2 separate regions of the Homo sapiens genome follow, and region 2 is linked to region 1. Evidence: chromatin loops called from intact Hi-C (ENCODE). Cell type or tissue: endothelial cell of umbilical vein. All regions are shown on one strand.

Evidence for each region. Hi-C counts contacts between places; a loop is a spot of excess contacts. Peaks named below come from ENCODE experiments on the same cell type or tissue, not always from the same donor. Only the 100,000 strongest peaks of a DNase experiment are listed, where the experiment ranks them.
Region 2: it touches region 1 in a loop (5-fold over the local background); 1 of 110 quality-filtered maps calls a loop at or near these places.

What each region holds. Positions count from the first base shown.
Region 1 is chr5:109,861,858-109,869,857 of GRCh38, reverse strand. It overlaps MAN2A1 (mannosidase alpha class 2A member 1), which reads right to left. Exons shown (of 22, transcript NM_002372.4): 21 at 4,712-4,822; 22 at 233-3,012. The coding sequence ends at 2,860. Among named protein-coding and RNA genes, the nearest start is that of LINC01848, 17 kb to the left of the region's middle. In endothelial cell of umbilical vein, no CTCF peak of the experiment used is centred here; DNase peaks (open chromatin) are centred at 3,567 and 4,037; H3K27ac peaks cover 2,486 bases.
Region 2 is chr5:109,775,138-109,783,137 of GRCh38, reverse strand. It overlaps MAN2A1 (mannosidase alpha class 2A member 1), which reads right to left. Exons shown (of 22, transcript NM_002372.4): 9 at 1,540-1,742. Among named protein-coding and RNA genes, the nearest start is that of MAN2A1-DT, 88 kb to the right of the region's middle. In endothelial cell of umbilical vein, no CTCF peak of the experiment used is centred here; a DNase peak (open chromatin) is centred at 3,637; H3K27ac peaks cover 1,063 bases.

The DNA of each region.
Region 1 (8,000 bases):
TGAGGCAGAGAATCGCTTGGACCCAGGAGGCGGAGGTTGCAGTGAGCTGAGATTGCACCACTGCACTCCAGCCTGGGTGACAGAGCGAGACTCTGTGTCCAAAAAAAAAAAAAAAAAAACCCAATCCATCATGAAGGAACAAAGAACAGACCCTCACTACTCCCCCTACCCCTTCATTATGTTTTAATACATGTTTACAAAATAGGATTAAGAACTACTCTAGAGGACCATGTACATGATAAGATTATCTTTTATTAGAGATCTTATATTACATATTCCCAAAAAGATATAAAATCTTCCAAGAGAAAATATCAAAACCTGTTGATTCCAAGGTGAACAAAATGATCAAAATGAAAGCAAACATTTTCTTCCAGACAAAGGAATATCAAAACACTTCGGCACAAGTACAACAAAGGCATGGGAAGATCATGATAATGTTTTACATCACATTTTACAGCATTTTATTTTAATCAGTATTTGTAGAAAACAAGGATGCTGAGTTCTTGAACACTGCAGTCACAAACTCAAACTAAAATTTCCAAAAAAAGGAAAGAAAACACTGAACTACTTGGTCAACTGAACATCTGTAATAATAAATGTAACGAAACCTAACCAAATAAATATGCCACTGAGATCACAACTGAAGTGTATGGTTTTTAGTGTGTGCCAGAGACATTAAATTATTTAATCAGTTTTTGACTACAACCCAAAGCAAAGCATCCTCTCTGTTTCCCTGATGATTTATTCTAAAAGTAACCTTAAAAAGCAGAAACTTGCTGGTTAAAGAGAATTTCTGCTTTACCTGTGAACTGCTGGTAGCAACACAAGCTGAATAAAACCCCAGACTGACATGGGACAGATCCATCGCAAACAACCAGAAGTGGCAAAACCACTGTTATTGCATCAAGATTTTTTTTTTATTTCATCTGATCACAATTTCGAGAATGATTAAGCACACCCACTTAACCACAGACAAACTGAACTCCCACAGGAAGGTTATACATTTAAGATGCAATGAAAATACTGATCTCATTCCTGGGATTTGCTTCTGGCAACCCTAACATCTGTAGATGTCCACAAAAAGGAAGTCCTTTTTCTTTTTTTAGTTTTTTCCCAAAATATGTGGAAGAAAACTTACGGTACATGTTTATTGCATGAAATTACCCCTTGTAATATCTTTATCAACACTGGTATTGTTTCCTTAATTATTAAAGGTGAAGGAGTTTATGAATTTAACATAACAATAATCTTAGGAGCTGCATCTTGAGTGAAAATCCAGATGATAATCAAACTAAATGGTGAAAGAGAAATTGGGTTTTTATTTCTCTATAAAGATGTTGGAATGACAAGAGGTAAATGGAGGTTGAAAGCCACAGAATATGAAATCAATTATCTCAAAGAGAATTTTCAAAACTGTACATACTCAAAGACTCCTTTCTATGCTAAAATTGCATAGTCTAAATGTCGCTATTATTTTAATGTTAAGGAAACAATAATCCCAAATAAATTTTATTAAAAGCACTGTAATGGCACACGGGCTCAGAACTTCACTTTAAGGTTAGCACATACAAAAGTTGAGAACTGAATGAACAAACATATTCCTTAGTAAGATAAACCATGATGAGCTACATAAAAGTGGGTTTCAAAACAAGATCAATTTTAAAGCATTCTCTCTTTAATATAGTTAACTACTGTGAAATGGAAACAGTAGCTGGATTTTGCATTTTACAAAATCCTTGCTTCAAGTTGCAGTTTCCTTGGCAGCAGCACATTTTAATTAACAATATTTTCCTTCCTTGTTTTGTTTTCTGACATCTCAGTACATTCAAATAGTCAAAATGTTTAGAGTAACATCACCACAAATTTAATGAAACAGATCAGAATGTGGCCAGCATTGTCAGGCAAAAATTACACAATTTATGTGTCATAGAAAGTACCCACCCTCTCCCAGACCCCACAACATTCCCCCTTCCCCAAACAGTAATATGGACACTGATTTAACAAGACTTATAAAAAAATAAGGCACATTTATTTTGATATGGTAATTTTAAAATAGAAACCCCTTCTCAGAACACCTGTATTCAAATGAGCTGTGTAAAAAGACACCTTGTGGTACCTAAAATAGGTTTATGGTACCTATGGAATTGCTTCTATTTTAGTGAAGATGGAATAAATTGCACCCATCCCACATTGTCAAGTAATGAAAATATGCCTCTTTTTCTACTGTTGAATGATTCAAAATCAGGTATTTCTGGAAATACTTAGAAAGGGTAGGAAGGGAAGGAGAAGGTCAAGAGGTACATCAGAAAAAGGTATAAAAATCATCTACGTTAATCATAAGGGTGGATGGATTGCACTTTTCCACTTATTTCAACACATAATTTTTCTAACTAGTATGAATGATTGCAACCATTTTGGCCATTAGCTTTTACCCACAAACATTTTATTCCATTTCAGCCAAATAGGTGTTTTTGTAAAACTGATGATCAACACACAGATACTTTTAAGAATCTCTTCGCAACCCCCAACACAGACATAATTAGTTAGCATTTAACCTGAGATACAATCTGTTGAGAGGCTGTCTTTAAATATTTCTTCATTTGTTGCATCAATTCATACTGATGGTGGTAGTTCATGGGAGAAAGTTTAAAAAAAAAGAATCTTGATTGATAGCATGGCTTTTTTTTTTTTTTTTTTTTTCTTACTGTACTGGTAAAAGAAAAAAGAAAAAACCCACAGAATCACAGAATTCATGTTCTCACAGTAGCCAGAAGCTAAAATAATGTGCTTCTTTATTGCACGTCAAACCAAGAAAGGTATAAAAGCCAATGATTCTCAATCCAAATGTGAAAGTCAGGTTCACCTCAACTGGATTCGGAATGTGCTGATTTCCATTGGACTCAAGTTGATCTCACTTATATTCTGAGTGCCGGGAGGTGAATGCATCAAGGATAGTGATGAAGGTGTGAGACTTTCGACAATAAACTTGTTTAAAAGTTTCTGTACCAATATCTGAAAAGTAAATGATAAAATTTACATATTTAGATCAACTTTGAAGATTAGCAGCACAACTACATATTCTGTGAAAATTAGTATGAGAAGGAATAAAACAGTATGTTGAAGTTCTCTTTTGAGGAAAAAAGGGTGGATTAAATATACATATATGTTATTAAATATACATATATAAGTTCTCTTTTACAGAAAAAAGGGTGAATTAAATATACATATATACATGCTTGAACATACAGACTACGCTTGGAAGGGAACAGGAAACCAGTAATGGTCATGAGCAACATATTCTGCATTCCTTTTTGTATTGCTTGAGAATTTTATCATGCACAGGGGCTTTTTCAATAAAAGAAAGGACCTCCAATGGCCAAGAAGCTTTAAAAACATCCTCATTCTCTTTTAGTCAATACTTACCCCTAACAATGGTAGTCCTCAACCACTTTTTCCTGTTCCAACAGAGTTAAGAGAGAGCACACAGGCTCACTACAAGGAGGGATCATTATGTCATTGAGTCCCAGTCTATAGAGGTGGACAGGTCATTTGGAAAGTATTTCCCTCACCGCTGCCATGTTATCTGTCTCTCTGGATCGTATAACCCCCTTATGACTCAAGGCCTTAATGTCAGAATGCTCAGAACCAAGTAAACTTAGATCATCAACAATACAATAGAGTGCAAATACAGTATAATAAAAAAGTAATAAAAATATCAGTGCTTTCTTGGCACCAGCTCCAAGCAGGGTAGGGTAAAAGAAATGTAGAAGCTAATCTATCTAAGTAGGTTCAGGGCTCCTACCACATTTTTCTTATCTTTTTGGACCCCACACACATGCTAATTTGTAGGGTTGGAACTGAATCACTTGAGTCTGGTCTACAGCATTATTTATGAGGTTTTGGAGGAAAGCTGGGTCAGCTGAGCTGCCTGGTGAGGCAGACCTGCCTGTGTACCTAAATCAGCCCAGCTGCCTTCTCTGAGTCATGGCCCTTTCAGTGACAGAGGCAGGAGATTGGAGGTTTGTTTCCTTTCAAGGACAGGCTTGATGGAACTGCCAGAAAGACCAACTTGAAGAGAAATAAACAATAGGCAGCCAGCAAGCTGTGTTCAGACTGAGGATCTGTTTGGCCTGCACGGTGTGTTGACTCATATGCAAATCTGCATTAATCAGAAGACCAAGACCTACATTTATTTCCCAAGGGAAAACAACTGATTGGCGCTACGTACAGCTGCCTCCTGGGCTGTGGGTGGATTATCCCACTAGCCTACAGTCTCAATTTTCCCAGTTGCTTCTTTATGGCTACCTCTATAAGCTTCAGTTATTATAAACTTGCCTTGGCCTCTGTAGGACTTAGGTTTACCAATGCTGAACTAGATGATATGTGAGCATGTGTGGTTCAGGGGAGGAGAAAACTGGGGGACTGGGAGCAAGGCACTTTGTAGGCTGGAAATAGAAGGCCTAGGAAATAACAAGAGCATTGCCTTCAAATGTGCATAAATTCCAGCTATGCCTTTTGATGTCAACAAGGAAAGGAGGCTGAAGTTTTGAGAAAGTGCATTTTTCAGATGGGGAGATTCAAACTAATTTGCAGACTGATGAAACTGAGACAGTAAAGAAGCAATGAAACATGATCTTATTGTCAAGATCCTTTGCAGAAAGAGGATTTCAAAGCACACTAACAGTAAGCAAAAATAACCTTTTCAACTTACCTTTCCCTGAGTAGTAGAACAAAACAGCCCTGTGCCTTTGCTAGAGAACCGACAATCAAACCCTTTTCTGTGGAGGATCAAGGCTGCCTCATTGGAGTGCCCATTGCCCACCTGCAAATGAGCAGAATGCAGTCACACCGCGCAGACAATAAAGCAAATATTTATGGTACTTCACACACCACTCTCTCGATGTCAGCATCCAAAAGCACATTTATTTAGCAAGAAAGTTAGGCAAATTCATTTCTCCTCAGGTCCATGCTCACTGCCCATTCACCTGCTACCATTCTCTCCTACTTGTACTGAGCCAGGTAAGATTATGTTCTAAGGTTCCTTGTTAGGTAACCTCATGCCTTGGTTTCCCCTATAATCCCCGAGGACTTAGGTTTCCTTATGTCCATACATTATATATTGTTTTATTAAAGTTTATTCAAATAAAGCATTATGTTTTCGTCTTATTTTTCAAACACACACATCAGTTGAATAAACTGCACCTGAACTTAGTCCTTATCTGGTCATTGAATGACATACCATCTAACTTAAAAGTCACACATGCTTCTTTATTGAACATTAATTTTTGCTAACTGCATTCTTAATCTTTGATGTACTGATTCATTATTTTTATATCAGAGCTATTTAAATTTAGTTATGCTTTCACTTGGTAGGCCAGCTCACATTTACCAGCTTGATGTATCATTTAAATTGATACTGCAGAAGCTATTGTTGATAGGCAGGCAAAAATAAAAATACTAAACATGACAAGTCAGCTAAGAGGGTCAGTATACCTTTTCTTGCAATAAAATTTCTCATATCCATTTAAGTATCAATGTCATGAATGGTTTAGGCCTCTGAATATTTTAAAATACAATTATCTTAATAAATTTTGTTTCCTAAAGTTGGAAGGTGTTTATGATAAATGAATTAAAAATCCCTGGAAAAATTAAGAAACATACAGTTTTTGAAAAGAGTCATGTGCTGCTCAGCACTGACATTGTGATAAAACTGATTCTTTCCTCTGTTCTCTGGCCACAGACAGGAATATGCCCAAACGCCTGATCATCCTCACTAGGGGATAAGATTTTTTAATGTACTAAAGAGACATCTTTCCTGAATAGCTGCCAGAATCTCCACCACTGATTTGATTTTAATGTGCCTGAACAGTTTAAAGCTGTCCTCACCTCAGAGTCTTGGCTGGAATAACCTATGTTATGATGTTTCACACTGATATTTTGTAGGGGTACTGCTAAGATTTTGTTTGAAGGAAGAGAAGAGTCATTTAAGGAATTCTGAGTCATCACAAGACCACATGATACACACAGCAATTTTAAATCATATGATAAAAATTTCTAATTCATTTCAATACATTTAAAACACCCTGCCCATGTACTATAAAAATAACACATAGGAAAACCCTTCATTTATGGTATCATTAGATCTCCAAAAGAATAAGAAACAGGACTCTATCATGTGCCAACTGTGAAACCTTAGGATAGTAATTTCTTCTTCCTAAATATCTATTTTCTTGCCTGTAAAATGGAGGTAATGCTTGTATTATTTCCTTCATGGAGTCACTGTGTGGATTAACCTGTTGAAAATACTATGTAAGTAGCTTCACACTGCCTTGTAGGGCAGAATGCGCTAGTGCACGAGCTGTGTAGTAAGAGTGGTTCAGAGCCTGAGTGGGGAGTCAGACAGCTGGAGATCTGGATCCTTGCTCTGCAATTTACTAGCTGTGGGTTTCAGCAAAACCAGGTTTTCCTTTTCCATAAAATGAAGATGAAATGAAATGAAATAGCTTAACAAAGATCTGGCCAAATGTCTGGCACACAGGAAGCCCTTAGCATAAATTTCCTTTATTTGACATTACAACTTTGTAGCTAAAGACTCAGGGAACTCCTAAATTATATGTCTAGAGTCGTACATCAAAGTCATAACAAAGTCTGGATTCAGATTAACAGATTAGAAACCCTCTTCATTAAGCTCTTTTAAAAGCACATATCACTACTAACCTAAAGCATTTGTCCATTTTAACTCATGGGTCCATCCTTACATATCACTTGATAGCATGCATGGCTAAAATTCCTGCAACACATTTGCTCTTGGAATAATGAATATGTAAGGCCTTTATAGCAACAGAAGGGGACAAAAAATGTGGGGAGGGAAACACCTTTGGAATTCTACATTTGAATTCTACAAGAGATTTAAACCGACAATACAAAAATAGAGATAAAAGTCATAAAAATTAACTTTCACTGATAGAAAAAGTTATACTTTCTCTCAAAACTAAAATTACATCACTTTTGTAAAAACGAACTGAAATAGCAATCATCTTGTCCAAGTTTTTAAAAAATCAAATATTCATGAAAGTATCAGTTTTCAAGCAAAAATACCTGAGGCAAAGCAGCAGTTTTTCAGTTTCAAAGTCTGTCTAGACATTTTATTTCCAAGAAAACTGTTTTTCAAAGTAGGGAAACTGTGAATTTAACTTGAATATGCATGCAGGAAAACAGATACCTTCAAGCAGTCACACTGTATGCTCTAGGAGAGTAAACAGATTTTGGAAGAACTGCTTTTACATTCATTAATGCATTAGTAATATCTGGACCCCATAAAATGGGAGGATGTGGGGAAGAAAATTTACAATTTTTGAAATTGTGCCAAGCACTGTGGTAGGTAACTATCTTTGTAAAACAGATTAGATCACTTTCGAGGCTGAATTACTGAAGTAAGGCTGGCGTATTCTAAAGTTGCACAGAGAAAACCCATTGCAAACTTAATTCAGGGGATAAAACCAACATTCAGCTCATAGACTAAGCTGGGCCTCTGAGGCTCTTCCAGCAACTTGGTGGAGTATGGGGAAAGATGATTTGGTTTGCAGAATGAAGCCATCAGATAAAGCTGGGCTTAGAGAAAGCTGGATCAGACCAATGATTTTTTCTACCATGAACCATTTATGTGACTTTGAGTAAACCTCTATAAATTCAGCAAGCTAAGCTGGACCTGTGAAGAGTCCCTCTGAAGACTGAGGGTCAACCGCAGTGACAATATCAGTCATTGCTAATACCTGTTGAGCACTTGCTGTGTGCCATATCCTGTACAGAATGCTTTTCATCAATTAACTCATTTTATCGCACAACAACCTTTGAAATAGTTGAGGTGATATATAAGTTTGTATTAAAATATGTAAATATACGAGAAAATCTCTATCACAAAGCATTCTCTCTTATACTCAAATAGCAATGACCACCAGTGATCCTGGATTAGCCCTTAGTCTTCTCCCGCCAATGGATGG
Region 2 (8,000 bases), 87 kb after region 1:
TTGGCACTTAAAAATCACTAATTCAGTGGTCCAAAACGATCTCTACATTATTGAGAATATAACCCACTTTATAACAGAAAAGTTTAGAATAGTATAAGAGATAACTGGTTGATATTCTGTAGGGTAAGAATGGATAGTCACTATAATATGTAAACATTATTTTAAATTTAATAAGATATATTCCATTACCTCAAGCAGTTATTTCTTTGTAAGAAACATTCCAATTCTACTTTTAGTTATTTTGAAACACATAAATGATGAATATACAAATTACGATTTGATTATATACTGTATGCTTATATCAAAATATCACATGTACTCCATAAATATGTACAACTAATATGTATCTATAATAATGAAAATAATTTTTTAAAATGAGACATTTTTCTGGCATATTACGAGTAACAGTAAAAGGTTAGGCTTTTGAAATAGTATTTAATAGCAGCACAATATTAACAATAAAAAACTACCATATAAAAATACAACTCTTAAATTCATAATTTTTAATAAAAAGCCTTTCCAAAATGTAACCAATGTCCACTAGTATATAAAAGACGGTAAGTACAATCTAACTCAAACATCAAGATTCATCATGAAAATGAATTACTTTACTGGTCTATACATAGAGAAAACTTTGGGAGCCTCTGGAGTAGTTTTAACTTTATCAACAACCAGCCTCCGTTAGTTACTTAGGACCATGCTCTCCAATATGGTAGCCATAGCCACACATGGCTATTGACATTTAAATTAATTAAAATTAAATGGGCACATTTCAAGTGCTCAATAGTCACATGTACCTAATGACTATATTTTGGACAGTGCAGAAATAGAACCTATCACTATAGAACATTCTATCAGTGATTGAAAGTTCTCCTGGATAGTGTCAGTTTAGTGTTTTTATGTCTTCTACAGACTTTTCTGTCTTCTCTGTATCCATTTACATTTTCAATCACTATCTGACCCATCAGTCATCATTTTTTCAAATGTTGTTCTTCTATGCAGATGACTGTGCCTATAGAAATGTGCTTCAAATAAGTATGTAAGAACTGAGATGAAGCCTAGTCTAAAGTTCTCCCACATACAAAATACATTAGTTTTGGACTGTGAACTTTGAAGCTCACGTTTGGCTGCTGGGAGGCCCTATTTCCTTCTTTGATGCTCACCTATGTTTCCAATGAGAAGCCTATCAGATTACCAGCCTGCAGACACTCATGATGGTGTCACTGAATATTAATATGGTGTGCAAATAACACAGGTAAATTAATTAGAAAAATACAAAATGTAGAATACAACTCCTTAAAAATCTAATTTAAATAAACTATTTTTTCTTCCAGAACAAAAACCCATGTAATAATTTGATTGTAGTTTGGAGACGTATTTCTGATTGCATTAAAATTTCACAATTACACTAAGTGCTTAATTAGAGCTTAACACTACATAATGTACTACATGAATGATGTATATTACGTAAAACTCTACAAAAAGATTATGATAATATAAAGTGAAAAAATACATGTAGCTATAGAAAGGTAAAAGTACCTTAAATGAGATTCCATGATTCTGTCCATTCGTTTGTAAAAGGGTCTGGATGTAAAATAGCCACTCCAGTAATGATCATCTCGATCGGCATAAGTGAAAAAATCTCCACTTAAAACAGGGAACATCGATTGGCCCTTGTCTCTCTGAGTTTCATCTGCTTTATCCAGCGCATCAAAAAAATCTGATAAAGTTCCAAACTGTATCTAGTTTTAAAAAAATGCACTTCAATTATTCATTCTATCTTAAAATTATTTACTTCTTACACTGTTAGGGAAAGTTAATAATAAATATTTAACATGTGTTTCCAAGTTAAGATGAATACATAGCTCAGATTTTATAAAAATCAGAAGCAGGGAAGAAAATAATAGTGACTTTTTTTTTACTTACATTAAGGCCCAAATTAAACTAAGGGAAAACTTATACACTTCAGCAGTTAAAAGGAGAGCTATTTAGATCTACAAATCAGTGAATATGAAAACTCCTACATATCTCTAGAATTTCAAAGTGTACAATGATTTGGGCATGGATTAATCCACATAAATGAAAGATGAGGGCAGCAGCAAAAATAAAAGACATATTAAAGTGTTCCAGAAGTCTACAATAACAGTTTTATTAGCCATAAAGTCTAGAAGAATAATTCTGTTAGCCATAAGGTATTTCATATATCATACCCTCCTCTATCTCCGTTTTCCCCCAGTTGAGTTCTTGTGAAGGAGAAGGGACTTTAAGAACAGCAGGTCATTTTAAAAAAATGAACTTACTCTACCAGTAGGTAACACTGAGTAGAAGTTAAATCCAAGGAGTGCTAAGAATGGCAAGTCTGGCTGCTTAAACACACCGGTCTTTCTGACTAATGATTTAAATCAGCAGTAAGAAATTCGTTTTTATGAGTTCAAACTATTCTACAAATCAAAGACAAAAAGAAACACGATACCAAATCTTGTAAACAGATATTAAAAGGCAGTCCTGTCAAAAATAAACAGATTATTTAACAGGGAATGTGTTCCTTTTAAAAGAAAGATGCGGATTTTGTTGTTTCCTACACACATACACACACACACACACACACACACACACACACACACACAGATATTGCAAGTCATTTTGATTCAAGGTAGCAATAGCATAGCTTTGAATTCCATCTCTACCACTTATCTGACATGTGTTTTGAGCATATTACATAACTTCTCTGTCTATCCACGTTACAGTGAATAGGGCTCTAAGAAAAAAGCTTACAACTGGCCGGGTGTGGTGGCTCACGCCTGTAATCCTAGCACTTTGGGAAGCTGAGGCGGGTGGATCATGAGGTCAGGAGATGGAGACCATCCTGGCTAACACAGTAAACCCCGTCTCTACTAAAAATACAAAAAAAAATTAGCTGGGTGTGGTGGCAGGCACCTGTAGTCCCAGCTACTCGGGAGGCTGAGGCAGGAGAATGGCGTGAACCCAGGAGGCCGACCTTGCAGTGAGCAGAGATCACGCCACTGCATTCCAGCCTGGGTGACAGAGCGAGACTCCATCTCAAAAACAAACAAAAAAAAACTTACAACCATGACTGGCCAATAATGGTATAAATTTAGCTATCACTTATTCACTGCAAAGACAAAATTGCGACTGGAACATTTACAACAATGATACTGATAAGGCAAATATAAGTGACTGTAATCTAGTTGTGGTGCAATATATTTTTACAGCAAAATAGATGATTATTTCTAAATCCTTATGTTTATATTAAAGATAAGCAATTTTCAACTGTATTCAATTTGGTGTAGCCAATGTATCTTGGCTTCACCAAACAGAGAGTGATCTTGGGCAAGTTAATCTATTTGTGCCTCAATTTCCTCATCTACAATGGGAACAATCATAGGACCTACCAGAAAATGTTCAGATAACTAAATAAGTTAAATAAAGTACTTTAAGCAATTTACAGCAAATAATACGCACTCAATATGTTTTAGCTAACACTAAGAGTATTATTACTCACAAGCATTACTAGGAAGAAGACTGTGTGTGTTTGTGTGTGTGTGTGTGTGCACGCGTGTGTGTGTGTAACCATAAAAGAAATGAGTCACGAATAGAAGGAAATATGGCATTAACTTCATATCCAGCAGATACAGATGAGCTCAGGAAAGTATAAATAATAAGAGTGACAAAATAGTCTACGATCTAAATATTTCTGAGTCTCACTTTCCTCAAACATAAAACAAAGGATTTTATTTAGACAATAAAAACCATTTTGAACTTCAAAGTTTAGAAATCTATAGCATGCTACAGAATTAGTATTAACAATAAAGTATACCCTTTGAAAATATTTCAATTAGTTTTTGGTATGAGCCAAGATAAAAATACTTCCTTCTTGGCAATGTCCCAGAGCAGTTTAGATAAGTAGCCTAGTAGGCTTTCTCAAAAACTTAATTCAATCTTTAAGGGTAGAAAAATAACTCAGTACCTGTGCTAGAGTATTTTTTAAAGTAATTATTTAAAGTAAATTTCTCTAGAAAGTCTCTTGGTAGCTCATAAAAAGTAAATATTTAGGACACCTTTAAGAATAACCAAATAAAAATATTCACATGGTTTTTACATTAAAAGGCAACAACTTTAATCTTAAATGTAAGAATTCTATCAGGACAACACATAAGAAAAATTACAAAAATTGTTAAATGATGATCAAATGGCAAAATGACTGTCTTGGCTATTCCACGTCAATTTTTCAGCCATCTGAACTCAGTTATTTACTTTTGTTCTCCAGTTCATTAAAAGAAAATATTAAATTTATGCTTCCAGTTCAGACAAAGTAACTTTAAGTATCCCACAAGAAACAGATATAACTAGATAAACTGTAGAAAGAAAAAGCTTTGAAGACATTAAAGAACTAAAGCAGCCAGAACTTAAGGGATAAAAATGTTGGAGAGAAAGAAAATGCATTAAGGTGGACCCTATACTCTACCAAATTTTCATCTTGGGGTACTGGTTCAATCATTGCACAAGACATAAAGGCCTAACACAAAGCAATGTCCTAGAAGAAGAAAATAATAAAATTTAGTATCTGGTCATGAAAAAACACTCTGTAAATGAGGAATATAAGGAAAATTCCATAATCTGATAAAGGGAATCTACAAAATTCTACAGCAAACATTATGACTAACGAATGTTTTCTCTCTTAGAAAATTATGTCTGCTTTCACCACGCCTACTCAACATTATACTAGAGGACACAGCCATTGTACATGGTAAGAAAGTAGATGGAAAGATTTAAAGCTTTGGAAAGGAAGACATATATATGCCATTACTCATATATAGGAAATCCATAAAGAATCCACAAATAACTAAAAATAATAAATAAATTTAACAAAGTTACTGGATACAAGGCTAAAATGCAAAAATCAATTGCATTAATACACAAAATACACCACGTTCATCGATTAGATGGCCCAATAATTGTAGTTATTTGTGCTCAAATCAAACCAAAGATTCAATGCAATCCCACTCAAAATCCCCTTCAATTTTTTTTTTTTTGGTAGAAATTTAAAAGATGACCTACACCTATGTAGAATTACAAAGGACTAACAGTAACCAATGCAATTTTGGGAAGGAGAACAAACTGGAAGACTTTTACTATCAGATATTAAAACCTATTATAAAACTGTAGTGTTAATAATTAAGACAGTGTGAGATGAGTCAAACAGACCAATAAAAGTGAATAGAGAGTGTAGACACAGACCCACACACAAATGCAGTCTCATTCATGATTAATGACAAAGATGACACTGTGGTGCTGTGGAAGAAAGTATGGTCTTTTCAATAAATGGTGCTGGATATCTATATAAGCCAAAATGTATCTTGATCCCTACCCTCACACAATTCACAGCAATCCATTTCAGATAGATTATAGACCTAAATGTTGAAGGCAAGACAATTAAGCTTCTAGAGGATAGCTTCATAAGAATGTAGCTTCAGAACCAAATGATAAACAAAAATTTTTCAAACAGAACAAGTTCTAAACATAAAGAAAAATAGTTATATTTGATTAATTAAAATTAAAAATTTCTGTTCATCAAAAGACAGCATGAGAAAGTGAAAATGCAGGCTACATAGTAGGAGACAACATTTGCATAACTTTTATATGAAAAAAGATAGAATTCAAAATGTACCAAAGAGCTATAAACAGTAAGAAAAAGACAACCCCAATTTAATTAAAAAATCATCAAAAGACTTAAATAGGTACTTCACAAAAGAGGATACTCAAATGGCAATAAACATATGAAAAGAGACTCAACCTCATTAACCACAGGAGAAATAAAAAATAAAACCATCCCATCTATCAAAAGGATAAAAATGGAAAACAAAAATCCTGACAATACAAACTGAGAAAGGGTGTGGAACAACTGAACCTCTTGTACAACACAATTGATGCATCTATTTTGGAACAGTTTGGCAATATATACTAAAGCTGAACATGTGCATACTCAATGGCCAAAAAATTACATCCCATTTTATACCCATGTAAACTCATAACAAGTAACCAAAACATGGACAAAATATTCAAAGCAGACTTATTTGTGATAGACAAAAACTGGGAACAATCCCAAATACCCAATAACAATACAATGAATAAACTGTGGTATATTCATCAAAAAATGAATACTAGAGATACTACACAGTACTAAAAAGGAATGAACTACTGCTACCTGCAACAGAATGGATGACTCTCGCAAACATAATGTGAAAAGAAAAAGCCAGACACAAAGTACATGTGTATGGTCCCCATCGTATAAAATTCAAGAACAGGCAACAGTAATCATGGTGACAGATGTGAAAGTAGTGGTTGCTTTTGCGGCAGTTGGTGATGACTGGAAAGAGATCTGAGGGACAATAAAAGTTCTAAGCCTTAATCTGGATGATGGTTACATGGAGACTTTTAAACTTGCAAAATTCTATGCACACTTATGGTTTGTCCACTTCTTCTATGTATGTGGCACTTCAATTTTTTAAATGACTTTTAAAAAACTGTTCTAGTAGGCAAAGGATGAAATAGGTAGAATACTAAAATCAGGGTCTAATTTTTTCAGTCAGACAGGAGACCAGATGCTTCTATGAACCAAAATCACTTCCTAGTAAGATGTAATTACAGATAAGATACTCATATATATATCCCTTCCTCTGATCACATATTCATGTATGAGCATCATCTCTCAGGAAAATACACGGATAATTTAAACATACCCCTAGGATCCGAGTTCATAATCTGATAAAAATTCAGCTGTAACAATCCTGAATAAACTTGATATTTTATTAGGTTTATTTATCTATTTGATATTACTTAGGTTTATTTAATAAACTTGAATTCTTACTAAACTATAGTTCACCATCAGCTTTCAAATTTCCTAAACAGTAATATCACTTCCTTTCTATAGTATTTTCACAGATGTTCTACTTTTACATGTCAATATGTGAAATAATAAACATGCTGAATAATTAATCTTCTTATGTAGAGTCTCTAAGACACATTTAAAAAGAAAAAAAAAAAAAAGACTTTAAAAGCCTGTTGTCCCAACACAAACAAATGATAAAAGTTTGAAGTGGTAGATATCCTAAATACCCTGATTTGATCATTATACATTCTCCGCATGTATCAAAATTCATAGGTGTCCCATAAATATATATAATTATGTATCAATAAAAAATCAATTTTGTAATTAAAAACTTGATCAAATGCAATATATGATTATTGCTTGAATTTTGACTCAAACAAAGCATGTGTTAAAAGAATTGTTTTTTATGAGATGAGGAAAATTTGAATCTGTCCAGATATGTATCATGAAATTATTGTTAGTTTTTTAGGTGTGATAATGGTATTATCGTTATATTTTTAAACAGAACTTTTATAATTTAGAGATACATACTGAAATATTTACAGGTGAAACTATATGAAACCTGAGATTGGCTTCAATATAATCCTATGGGGAGGAGTGAGACAGCAGTGTGGCATGGCTGAAACAAGAGTGGTCTTGAGTTGAAGAATGCTGCAGCTGAGCCATGGATATGGGGAGAAGGGGAACAATTTTTGCTATTTTCAGAACTTTACAGTACATTTTAAATTTTCCATAAGAAAAAAAAAAAGAGTAAGAACCATAGGCAAACGATTAATTTTAGAAGTCTTCTCACTTAAAAAAAAATGTTAGTGTATTCTCTGGACATAGGACATTTGTTTGCAAAATTCATGACATGTTCATCTGCATCTGCCAGTCATGCTACTAAATCACAAGGATGCAGCTGTCAGAGAGAAATAACAGACTTTCAATGTTGGTAAAAAAACAAAACAAAACAAAACAAGCACAACAAAAACAGTAAGTCCCTGAAGACTAAATATCACAACTTGGTAGGTACATATTTTCAATCACATAAAAGTAAATTCCTCTTTAATCCTCAAGGAGTGTTAGGAACGGGACAACTTTAGATATG